Regions from separate parts of the Mus musculus genome. Here region 2 is linked to region 1. A link is a contact called in ENCODE POLR2A ChIA-PET data. All regions are on one chromosome and are shown on one strand. The core of a region is the stretch at or near the end of the contact, and the rest is flanking DNA. Distances in the headings are between cores, read along the strand shown.

Region 1 (6,020 bases), core at 961-3,460:
ATGTTCCCAGAGGGAAAACTAAGGCCTTGAGACCATAGGGCGTTGCACCAGATCACACAGCTGGTCAGGGACAACAGCGAGGCTAGAATGTAGAGTGCAGGTTGACTCCTAGTTGTAGCTGTTCCAGTACACACATCGATATCCGGCAGGATGACTCTGCAAACTGTAACCTACCTGGTTAGAATGGAGACAGCTTGACTCCAGCTGTGCTCTCTGAAAGCACGGAGGATCCCCATGTGATGACTTTGCAAATACAACCAGATGACGAGGCCTCGTGCATTTGTGTTGATTACCTTATGGTTTAGCTTAATAATTATGGGTAATTACACCATTGTTTATGGATAATGTGTGACTACAGTGACAAACAATATGTAGTTTTCCTATTATTTTGCAGTCACATGCCTACAGAACGTAATTTTCTAAAATGTCTGAAAGCAGAAAGGAAGAGTGAGAGTTCACTAAAAAGCCTTTGGCACATGTGCTTTTGATTGGCTGGACTCTGAGACGTAACAGAGTGGGTATGTCTGGTTTGGATTAGTGCTGGCTAGTCTTCCCTCTCAGACCAATGAGCATGTGAACATACCCACCCCCCAGCCCCGAGTTCCTGGTGCTTAGAGGAATCCATATTGGGAGAGCTAAAGCCTCTTCTTCCTCTCTAAATGTTCTAGAAAGCAGGGCTTTCTAAATCTGGCTGATTCCCCATTTCCCTACAGCAGAGGAGTAAAATGTAGATCTTTTTAGCCCTCTCCCCTGCCCCAGAGATCTAAGTGTGGCTATGGATGGTCAGGCCAAGAATCTGTATTTTTCATAAGCATCAGGTGATTGTGATAGGCAATCCAGTTTGGAAAAGCCTCATTTCTGGGGAGTTGTCCATCTCTTGTTTTCCCCTTGGTTGGCTTTTCCTGAAATCCCCCCACCCATCGGGCTTCACAGCCTTACCCTATTGTTTCTCAGGACCCTTCCACTCCTCCCTCCCACCCCCGTTTCATTTCATTTTATTTTTTCCACCTCCCAGTCTCCCCACTCTATCATACACTAAATATGGTGTTTCTGACCATCTCACCATGTTACCATAGTCCACCACACACTGCTCTTAATGCATCCAACCAAGCTTGGTCGCTTATTCATCATCCAGCCTGAGTCCACCCCACTCTGCACGCACATACACATACCAAAGACATACCTAACACATGTCACATTCCAAGCGCCACCCCCCAGACAAACGGTGTACACCAAACACACATTCACTGCGCATGCACACAGTGTACACACACACACACACACACACACACACACACACACATTCTCCGCCAGGAACAATGCTGCTTTACCTGACACTAATCCCCTTCTCCACTTTCTCTCTTTACACACCCTTACATTCCACCATGGCTCCTCCGGCGTCATCGGCCTCCACGTCTTCTCAAGTGTCTGGGCCTCTCTGGAGACACCTTCATTTTTTCCCCTCAAATCCGAAGTCTCCCCCTCTTTTCAGGACCCCCGCCCCAAAGCCCACTACCTTCGAAAAGTTCCCTAATATCCCGGGGCTTCGGACCTCGCTGTCCCTCCCACCCGCGGTTTCCAAGGCTCAGCCTCATTCGGGCATCCCATCCCCCCGTACGCACCCCCACCCACCCAGAGCCTCGTGCCCCCGGCCCGCTCCCATTGCTGCCCGCCTTCCCTCCGACCCTCCCACGGGGGCGCCCCACCTCCCCCGGCCTCTCTCCCGCCCCGCTTCCACGCCAGGGTCCCCTCTTTTGTCTCCACGACCCCCTGGCCCTGCCTCCGTACCAGGCCCGTAGAACTTGCGGCCTTTGGTCACGTCGAACACCTTGCCGTTGATGGCCATGAGAATGCGCGGGTCCTGGACGCCATCGAAACGCCTCAGCTCGGCAGGGGTGAAGTCGCGCCGCTTGAGGCGGGGCAGCGGGGGTGGTTCGTCGTCGTCGTTGTCGCCACTGGCACCGGGCTGGTCCCCGCGAACGATCTTGTAGAGCAGGAAGATGCAGAGGCCCAGGAGGAGCAGGTTGAGAGGAGACGTGAAAATCTCGTGCAGCAGCCCGCCGCCCTCTAGCTCGCTCGGGTCGGCGCCAGTCGCCACCACATCCTCGGCAGCCATGATCTCTGGAGCAAAGGTTGGGCCCGGCTAGGCAGAGCTCCGGAACAGTCCGCTTCCTCCGCCCTCCCAGCGAACAGTGGCGCGCAGCGTTCTTTGACAGAGGAAGAAAAGCTCGGGAGGGGCGGGGCTCCGGGGGCGGAGCCTATAAGCCCCCGCCCTTCGCGGCCACCTAAGCGCCCCGCCCTGCTCGGGCTGGCTCGGGCAAGCTGGGCCTGGTTCGGCCTCTGCTTCGGGCCCCCTATGTAGCCTCGGGGGTCTTGGTCTTTCTCCCTCAACCGCTCCGTCAACCAGGGCCACCGAGCCCAGCCCACCTCTCTGTTCTACCTGCTGGGCCTCTGCCCCGGTTTCCGGGCACCCTCAGATCATAGTGCAGCTCGCAGACACACAGCTCAGTCTCTTGGGTACAGTGGGTAGCTTCCCGCTGACCCTGTGGGGAAGCCTTGACTTTAGGGCCCGCTCCTCGCGGCAAATGACGTCAGTTAAAATGAGGTCGCATTTCTCTTGCTTCGCTTCTATTTTAAAGCCCCTTATACTCTCTCCCCTGGGCCATACCCTTAGAGCCAGGTAGCTGTTTTGGGATACTCTAATATCATGCCTTCAACTCCTTTTCACCTTACAGTCCTAGACTATTCGAACATCCATTTTGGGATGGTTCGCCTCCAATTCTTGCCCAAAAGCTGTGGGACTAACACCCAAAGGACAGCCAGTCAGGTAACAGGCCTGTCAATTCTATAAAATCTGGAGCTCAGATCGCCAGATTTTGCGTTTGTTCTTAAAGTTTTTTTTTTTCTTTTTGAAATCATCAATTATGCTTAGTCACAAGGCACCAGTAATCAACAACTGACATTCTGTTGTTGAGCCTTTTTTTTCTATAGAAATACCAGAATAATGTTCAAAGTTCCGTTGCTTGACAGCATTCTTCTATTTGAAGTCTGTGGAAACTACCCTTGGCAGTCACTGTAACCCTGAGCACAGCCCCTGATAAACGCTGGAGTTTGGAAGGATCCTAGATTTTATCTTTTTAGATTCCCAGGCTTCTGGTGTGCAAACAGGCTGCACGGGAGCAGGCCTCTATGGAACAAGGATTGTGCCTATTTTTCAGAGACCTAATCTGGCTGCCCCCCCCCTTAAATTGTAATTGGGAAACGGTAACATAAGAAAAAGGAGAATAATTAAAACCAAGCCATGCACACATCTGCAGAGCAGGGCACGACTTTTCCATACAATCCTGTTTGTACACCACTTACATGCAAGAGATTTGTGCAGAGAATTGGCTAAATTCTGAAAACTTTTGGCAAACACTGCTGTAATCCCTGCCCCCCCCCATCTTCTTAAAGTGTAATGAGTCAAACACTCTTTATATCCAGCCCACACATTTTTTCCCCCAGAGCTAAATTTAGGATTAGCTAAACCGGCCCCTCCAGATCTTTTGTCAAAACTCTTCAACTTAATCATCATGAAACAAGCTCAAACTGAGAGCACTCAGCTCCGGTTAGAATCCAGTTATCCCTTTCACAGAGTACTGTGAGCAGCAAAGATATTTCTTAAAAAATAACAAACTTGTGAAAAATGTTTTCATTTGAAACTAATATGGCCAAAAAAAAAAAAAAAAAAAGGGGGCTGGTGAGATGGCTCAGCGGTTAAGAGTGCCGACTGCTCTTCCAAAGGTCATGAGTTCAAATCCCAGCAACCACATGGTGGCTCATAACCATCTGTAATGAAATCTGATGCCCTCTTCTGGTGTGTCTGAAGACAGCTACAGTGTACTTACATATAATAAATAAATAAATATTTAAAAAAAAAAAAAAAAAAAAAGAATCTATCTTTCAGTGTTCATGTTAACTGATAGGAAGATCGTTAAGAGGCTGAGGAAATGGCCTAGTGGGCAAAACACACTGGCATGCAAGTGGAAGACCAGCTTCACCATCCCCAGCACTCATATAAAAGCTATGAGGGTTTGGCAGCTAGCCTTTAATGCAGAGCTGGGGAGTGGGCAACAGGTTAACAGACTATCTTTTGCCCTGCTATCTAAGGGGGGGTGATTAAGGGATACACTATACTTCAACCTCTGCCATCCACACAAGCACACCCCCCCATACACACACATGCATACTCAAATACATACCACACTCACAGACCATGTGGCAAAGAAGAAAGAAACAAAAAAAGAAAGAAAAGAAAATCACAAGTGAAATCCTCTAGTCATAATGGAGAAAAATGAGGAAATATCAGTGGTGAATAAAAGCATATAAAATGTTCAGTTTTGTTAGTAATTAAGAAATACATGGAAATACCATTGTCATCTGCCACCTTTGTATAGGATGGGTATAAAGAGCAGAAACGAATAACATGCTGGTAGAAAAGTGAGGAGGATGTTCCCATACATCAACATCAGCATAAGTTTTTGTTAGCCATAAGTGTTTTCATGAAACCCGCTTCTAGAAATAGAATTTTTGTCCCAGTAATCCACTTCTAGGAATCCATCTTGCTTAGAATGAAGACCAAGATTCCATTAGGAATATGTTCATCAAACATTCATTTTTGATATGGAAACTCTGGACACAACCCAAATGTTCAAGTTCAAATAAAGTGGCTAATTAATTCACTGTATATTGTGATAAATCATAGTTGGATTATTCAAATATCATCACATCATGGGAAAATATTTATGTTTCCGTATACAGGGAGAAAATAGCATGAAAAACTATATACAGTGTGAATTCGATGGTATACTGGCAGGTTTTGTATGTCAACTTGACACAGGCTGGAGTTATCATAGAGAAAGGATCTTCATTTGGGGAAGTGCCTCCATGAGATCTAACTGTGGGACATTTAATCAGTTGGTGGTCAAGCGGGGAAGGCCCCTTGTGGGTGATAGATACCATTTCTGGGCTGGTAGTCTTGGGTTCTATGAGAGAGCAAGTTGAGCAAGCCAGGGGAAGCAAGCCAGTAAAGAACATCCCTCCTTGACCTCTGCATCAGCTCCTGCTTCCTGACCTGCCTGAGTTCCAGTCCTGACTTCCTTTGGTGATGAACAGCAATGTGGAAGTGTAAGCTGAATAAACCCTTTCCTCTCCAACTTGCTTCTTGGTCATGACGTTTATGCAGGAATAGAAACCCTGACTAAGACAGATGATATCCCTAAAAATACATAAAGGGAAGCCCGAAAGGAGACACGATAATGTTATTCTTAATTTTTCACAAGGTGCATGTGGCATTTCTCCTTCCTTCCTTCCTTCCTTCCTTCCTTCCTTCCCTCCTCCCTCTCCCTCTCCCTCTCCCTCTCCCTCTCCCTCTCCCTCTCCCTCTCCCTCTCCCTCTCCCTCTCCCTCTCCCTCTCCCTCTCCCTCTCTCTCTTCCTCTCCTCCTTCCCTCTCCCTCTCCCTCTCCCTCTCCCTCTCCCTCTCCCTCTCCCTCTCCCTCTCCCTCTCCCTCTCCCTCTTCCTCTCCTCCTCCTTTGTTTTTAGAGACAGGGTCTTTCTGTGTATCCATGGCTGTCCTGGAATTCACTCTGTAGACCAGACTGGCCTCAAACTCAGAAATCCACCTGCCTCTGTCTCCAGAGTGCTGGGATTAAAGGTATGCACCACTACTGCCCAGATGCACAAGTCACTTTAAGTATTGGGGAAAATGGTTTACTTTTATACATAAATAAATAAATAAAGCTTATACATGTTCATTATTACAAACTTAAGAAGTACTTAAATGTATACAATAAAAACAATAACAAAAATGAAACTTGGGCACATACAAATTTTATTTTATCATACTAGAAGTACTTTCAAATGACAACATATTGACCTACTCTTTTCTAATACAAGCACTATGTTTAAAAAGAAAAGAAAAGAAAAGAAAGAAAGAAAGAAAGAGAGAGAGAAAGAAAGAAAGAAAGAAAGAAAGAGTC
Region 2 (6,020 bases), core at 1,935-4,434, 200 kb before region 1:
TTTTTTATTATCAGGAGTGACTGAAATAAAAAATATAATTGAGTCCCATCATTATTGTCATTATGGAAATGGCTTTAAGAGAAAACTGGTCAGATGAATATTATTGCTTCCCACTTTTCAACTGGTAAATAGTTGCCACTGATAAAACAGACAAGCCCAGAGAATCTGTCCAGAATGTTCAAGATATGGTATATTATACAACATGCCTGTTCTCGGGGAGAACACCTAGGACATAATTATGTGTATTTCTTGATCTCATCATACAAGACAAGCACAAAGGCGCCACCCATGCCTCTGAGAACGTTGGACCATGCGCCCTTGAAAAAAGCCTTGCTCCCTTCATCGCGCGCGATCTTCCGCCAGCAGTCAAGCGTGCCTGTGTACATGATATCAGCTGCAAAGAATAAAGACATGTAGTTGATGACTAAAAGCCAGTGAACACCTCCAAAATCCTAATACAGAACCGAGCCCCACCTTTAAAAAGTATTTTCCCCCCTTTTCCCCCCATGCTAAGGATGGAACCTTAGGCCTTGTGTATGCTAAGCTCTCTACTACTGAGCTATTCTAAGCACTTAATGGCAGTTTTAAACCCAAGCATTTACACATTAGCACAGGCATTGACTGGAGAACAGGGACAGCCATGTCATAGGCATCTAAAGGGCTGTTTGCTCACAGGCACTTGTGCAGACAACATGGATGCTGTCCATCACCCCTTCAGAGCCTACAGCATTTCAATGACACTGGAGATTGAATATAGGGCCTTGAGTACGGTGGGCTAATGCTCTACCACCGAGCTGTATCTCTAGCCCTAGACTGTAGTTATTAAAGGCAGCCACCCACTCATTTTTGGCCATAACTTGCCTCACTCCCATGACTTTTTATCTTACGATCAAGCCGAACTTACTTCCTTTGCGTCCAGACTGCATCATCATACGACGGCGAACCGTGTCAAAAGGATAGGAAGTCAGGCCAGCGACAGCAGTGACAGACTGTGCAATCATCCAGCTGATGAAGATGTGAGTATTCTTGGGATCTGGGAGCATTCCTGAAAAATAAGAGATTAAAAAAAATCAAAATGTAGTTTTGCTGACCTATTTACTATAACCAACTAACATTTTATCTACCACAAGCTTCACACTTGAAGAATCTGGCTTCCTTCAGCAATTAAAAACAAAATGAGTGGTGGGCTTCTGTTATATTGGTGCAAGACCTTGCTACCCTGTCTTAAGGTGGATGGCTATGAATGGGTAGCCTGGTCTACATACTGGGTTCTAGGCTAGCCAGGGATACACAGTGAGACCCTGTCCCAAAGAGGAGGAAAAAATAGGAACCTGGGGTTTGGGGATACAGCTCAGCACTAGATTAGCATGCACAAGGCCCTAGGTTGAGTTCCTATAACTGCAAATAAGTACCCACATCTCCCACAGCCTCTAAGCAAATAGCAAACTTACCCTTTGCAGTGTCATAGATACCAAAGTAGGCAGCTCGGTAGATGATAATGCCCTGTACTGACACATTAAAGCCTTGGTACAGGCCCTTAATCCCATCAGATTTGTAGATCTTAACCAGGCAGTCACCAAGGCCTTTGAATTCCCTTTCAGCTCCAGCTTTGCCCACATCAGCTGCTAGACGGGTACGGGCAAAATCAAGAGGGTACACAAAGCACAAGGATGTAGCCCCAGCGGCACCACCTGATGCCAGGTTCCCTGCAAAGTAGCGCCAGAACTGGGTCCTCTTGTCCACACCACCCAGAAAGATCTGCTTGTATTTATCTTTGAAGGCAAAGTTGAGAGCCTGGGTGGGGAAGTATCTGATGACATTGGCCAGGTTCCCACGCCAGAAGGACAGGACTCCCTGTTCCTTGGGGATACGAACCACGCAGTCTATGATGCCCTTGTATTGCTTATCTGCCGTGATTTGCTTGCTGGCATGCTGCACCTGATGGATAGGAAGAAGGCAATAGGGACAGTTATAATCACAGAGAAGGGGAAAGGGAAGAACACACACATAAAATCGTTAAGGTTCGTTCCCCTTTCTCCAAATCTAGCTTTCAGAATCACATGAGCTGGACAATTCTAACTGCTGACACTACTGGGGGGCGTAGGGGAAGTGTTTAAGAATTGAGCAGCACCATCAGAAGTAGTAAGTCTCGACTTCTGTGAGTGAGGCACCCTCAAGCGTACCTATGACCTTTAGACCAGGAAGAAAGGTCATTCCTTCCAGATCAGGTTCAGAAGCATTAGGGTGGGACCTGCATAGGACACGGTCACCTTGGTGACCAGTCAACTTCTCTAGTCTCCGGAGCTGCTCCCTTTCCGCCCCACCCCCACTCCTGTCGGGAGGGGTGGCGGTGACGACGACTAAACGCTCGCCCGCGAGCGCCCCCTAGAGGCAGTGCGCGGCGAGCGCGCGGCAGGAAGGCTGGCGAGGGGCTGCGCGGGGGCGGACGTAGCCGGCACATGCTCTTCCCGGCGTCCACTTCCGGCCTGCCGGCCGGCGAGCCCACACCGCGTTGTTCGCCGGCTGCGTGGCCGCAGAACCGGTCCGCGTGGCCTGCCCAAAGCTGTAATCTCCTTGCCGTGACCTTGAGGTTTTCGGTCAGGCCAGGTACTCTGTTTTCCAGCGCCTGCTTTCAGGCCTATTGCCCTTGCCTCTAAATCCGGGCTAGACAGAGCCTCTCGGGCAACCCCATCCTAGTTCTCTGTGCCGGGGATGGCCCTGAGCGCCTCTGGTCCCTCTGGTCCCGACCACTTGCGACACTCAAACTCCAGGTCCTTAAAGGCGCCTTCCTCCCGGTTGCCTTTCGATCTGACACTGGCTAGGCCCGGCCTTCACCTTGCCCCCAAATCTAAAGACTGAGCCCCACTTTTCCGCTAGGGTACCCCCTTTCTGTGCAGATCCTTTACTTCCTGCCTGGGCCCCTCGATCTCAGAACGTACCTGCAGCAGCAGCTTGACCCTCTCGATGGGTGCTACCGCTGTCTTGGAGATGGCTGCGGCCACTCCACCGGCCAAGAAGTCCTTGGCGAAGGACACAGCGGCATCTGTCATGTTGAAAGCAAAAAAAGAAGAGGCAGGCGAGTGCGGGACAGGGCTGGGTTGACAACCGGCTTTGACTCCCGGGCTCTGGGGCGGAGCAAAGCAAATGGCCGACTTATATAGCGGCAGCCAGGCGGTGAGCTGCCGGCGTAAGGGGCGGGCCAAGGCGGGCGCCCAGTACTGGCGCGCGGAATGGCAGAGCTGCTGAGTGGCTCGGGACACGCGGGAGGAGCCTGGGAGGTCGCCCTGTCAGCCTCGCTTGCCCTTGGCACCTGATCAGGCCAGAGTAAGAAAAGGCTGCAAGGAGTACCTACAACTGGGGGACCTGGACCCTAAGAAGTGTCAGGGAATAGCGAGGAAGGGTGAAGATAAGTGCCCAAACGACAAGACAAGCAAAACAAACAAACAAACAAACAAACAAACAAACAAAAAACAAGAAAAACCAACCCAGGCCTAGGGTGAAGACGATTCAGACAGACAAAACCTCCCCAAACTTAAGGAATCGAGATAAATATCTAATGGTATGTTAATCGATTTCATTCAAACACACTTAAGGTCTGCAGTTCACTCACCCATTTTTGTAACGAAAATTAATTGTAGAACCAGGACTGGAATTACAGTGAGGTACATGAACCAAGGTCATACTAGTACAGGATGGGATCCCTGTCTGTCAAGTTCTTAACATTAACAATCCAAGGATTTTTGCATTGGTTTTGAGTTTTTAAAACATCACATTATACATGAAATTCATTTATCTTGGTGGCTGAGGGGTTCTGTGTCAAGTTCTGTGAACTTCACTACCTAGACCTGACACTGCTTTGAACAATGTCTTCAGAGCCAGAGAAAACTGAGGTACCTACCAGCAGGATGCGATCCCGGCAGCATACCCCAGACTGAGGTACCTACCAGCAGGGTGCGATCCTGGCAGCATACCCCAGACTGGTTTGCAAATAGCTTAACAAAGATCTTTCAGGGAATTGGCCTTGGAAAGTCCAAAGGACAGACTCAAGGTGAGGAAATCATTTTAATTGGAAGCCAAATACAGAGCACACCCAGAAGGATAAGAGGCTGAAAAGGTTAACATTGCAGTTGGCAGTTGACTCCAGACACCAAGTAAAGTGCTCTTCGATTGTTAGATTGCTGAACTCCCACGGTAGTGGCAATGGACCTGTGTTCCCTGAGCCCCTTAATGCTGAGCCGAGTAAATATTTGCTACAAACGACCTGAAGATCAGGAATCCTCCCTCATGTTCAGGACAGAAGCAGATAATGTGATCACCAAACTGCTTTCTAAACAACCAGTGTTTATTTTATAGAAATAAAGGCGTCAGTTGAAAACTTAGCTGCATCTGACCCATAGGTGTCCAACCTTCAAAATTCCCAAAGGTGAAATGCCAGTGTACCTGTCCATGCTTAAGACATAGTAGATGTTTTAGTTAGGGCTTCTTTGATTTCTGTGATAAAACACCGTGACCCAAAACAACTTCAGGAGAGAGGGCTTATTTCATCTCTTTTTTTAAGGTTTACTTGTGATATGTAAATATACTGTAGCTGTCTTCAACACACCAGAAGAGGGCATCAGATCTCATTACAGATGGTTGTGAGCCACCATGTGGTTGCTGGGATTTGAACTCAGGACCTCTGGAAGAGCAGTCAGTGCTCTTAACCGCTGAGCCATCTCCGCAGCCCAGGCTTATTTCATCTTACAGCATGTAGTCCAAGCTGTAAGCAAGAACTCAGATAGGAAACCTAGAGGCAGGTGTTGCAGAGGCTTTGGAGGAGAACTGCTTACTGGCTTGCTCCCAATGGCTTGCTCAGCATGTTTTCTTGTAGCATGCCCACCAGCCCAGTGGTGGCCCCACCCACAATGAGCCGGGCCTACTCATATCAATCATCAAACAAGAAAGTGCACCACAGGGTTACCCAAGGGTCAGCCTGGTGAAGGCATTTTCTCAACTGAGCTTTCCTTCTCAGATGACGCCAGCTTGTGTCAAGTTGACATAAGACTAGCCAGCACAGTCACTTGCCCTCTCCTACCTCTATATCTGTCCACTTACAGCTTCCTCGAGGGTTTCAGGCCCTTCTAAGGGTAGAGTTTGTTACTTGTTAGCTCCAAGCTACTTAACAATACAAAATCATGGACACATTCCATATAGGGGTTCCAAGGCACATTCTCCTTTTCCTTAGAAGTTTCTGTGAACTACCTTATTTGAGCCAGTATGTCTACTACTTGCATGTGAGACCTGTGCTCTAGTGCGGAGCTACAATCCCAGCCCCTAGGTTTTTATTTGATACTAATAGCATAGTAATAATGAGTTCCATCATCACCTCTTTACACATGTCTGTCATATAGGTTGCTCATATCTACCCCTCATTACTCCCTTTCACTGGTTCCTACCATCTTCCTTTACCATCTTCCTTTATACATTTGTGCCATTTATGTACACACACACAGACACATTTAAACCCAGATTCTACATATGAGAAAAAGCTGCAACATTCATCTTTCTGAGTCTGCCTTATTCCACTTAACAAGATGGCCTCAGAGTACATTTGTTTTCCTGCAAATAACATAGTCTTCTTCTTCTTCTTCTTCTTCTTCTTCTTCTTCTTCTTCTTCTTCTTCTTCTTCTTCTTCTTCTTCTTCTTCTTCCTCCTCCTCTTCCTCCTCCTCCTCCTCCTCCTCCTCCTTCTTCTCTTTTTCCAGAGCTGAGGACTGAACCCAGGGCCTTGCGCTTGCTAGGCAAGCCTCTACCACTGAGCTAAATCCCCAACTCCAATTTTGTTCTTCTTTAAAGCATAATAAAATTTCATTGTCAGACACATAGCTGGCAGACTTTTGCTCCCGTTCTGTGGGCTGCCTGTCTGTTCACTCTGTACATTGATTCCTTTGCTGTGAAGAAGCCCTTTAACTTCCTGCAGAGTCTTTTGTGTGAATTCTGGATTCTGTTTCTTAGCCATTGGGGTCCTTTTCAGAAAGTTC

Evidence for each region. ChIA-PET counts read pairs that join two places held with the same protein, here RNA polymerase II (POLR2A).
Region 2: POLR2A ChIA-PET joins it to region 1 with 10 read pairs in embryonic stem cell. The contact joins the promoter of Slc25a5 here to the promoter of Pgrmc1 in region 1. POLR2A ChIA-PET finds 5 or more read pairs at or near these places in 3 of 5 experiments (Patski and embryonic stem cell).

Annotation. Positions count from the first base shown.
Region 1 is chrX:36,594,383-36,600,402 of GRCm38, reverse strand. Pgrmc1 (progesterone receptor membrane component 1) reads right to left here and starts at 2,210. Exons shown (of 3, transcript NM_016783.4): 1 at 1,789-2,210. The coding sequence starts at 2,116.
Region 2 is chrX:36,792,761-36,798,780 of GRCm38, reverse strand. Slc25a5 (solute carrier family 25 (mitochondrial carrier, adenine nucleotide translocator), member 5) reads right to left here and starts at 3,184. Exons shown (of 4, transcript NM_007451.4): 1 at 2,940-3,184; 2 at 1,452-1,938; 3 at 905-1,045; 4 at 1-394. The coding sequence starts at 3,050. The coding sequence ends at 237.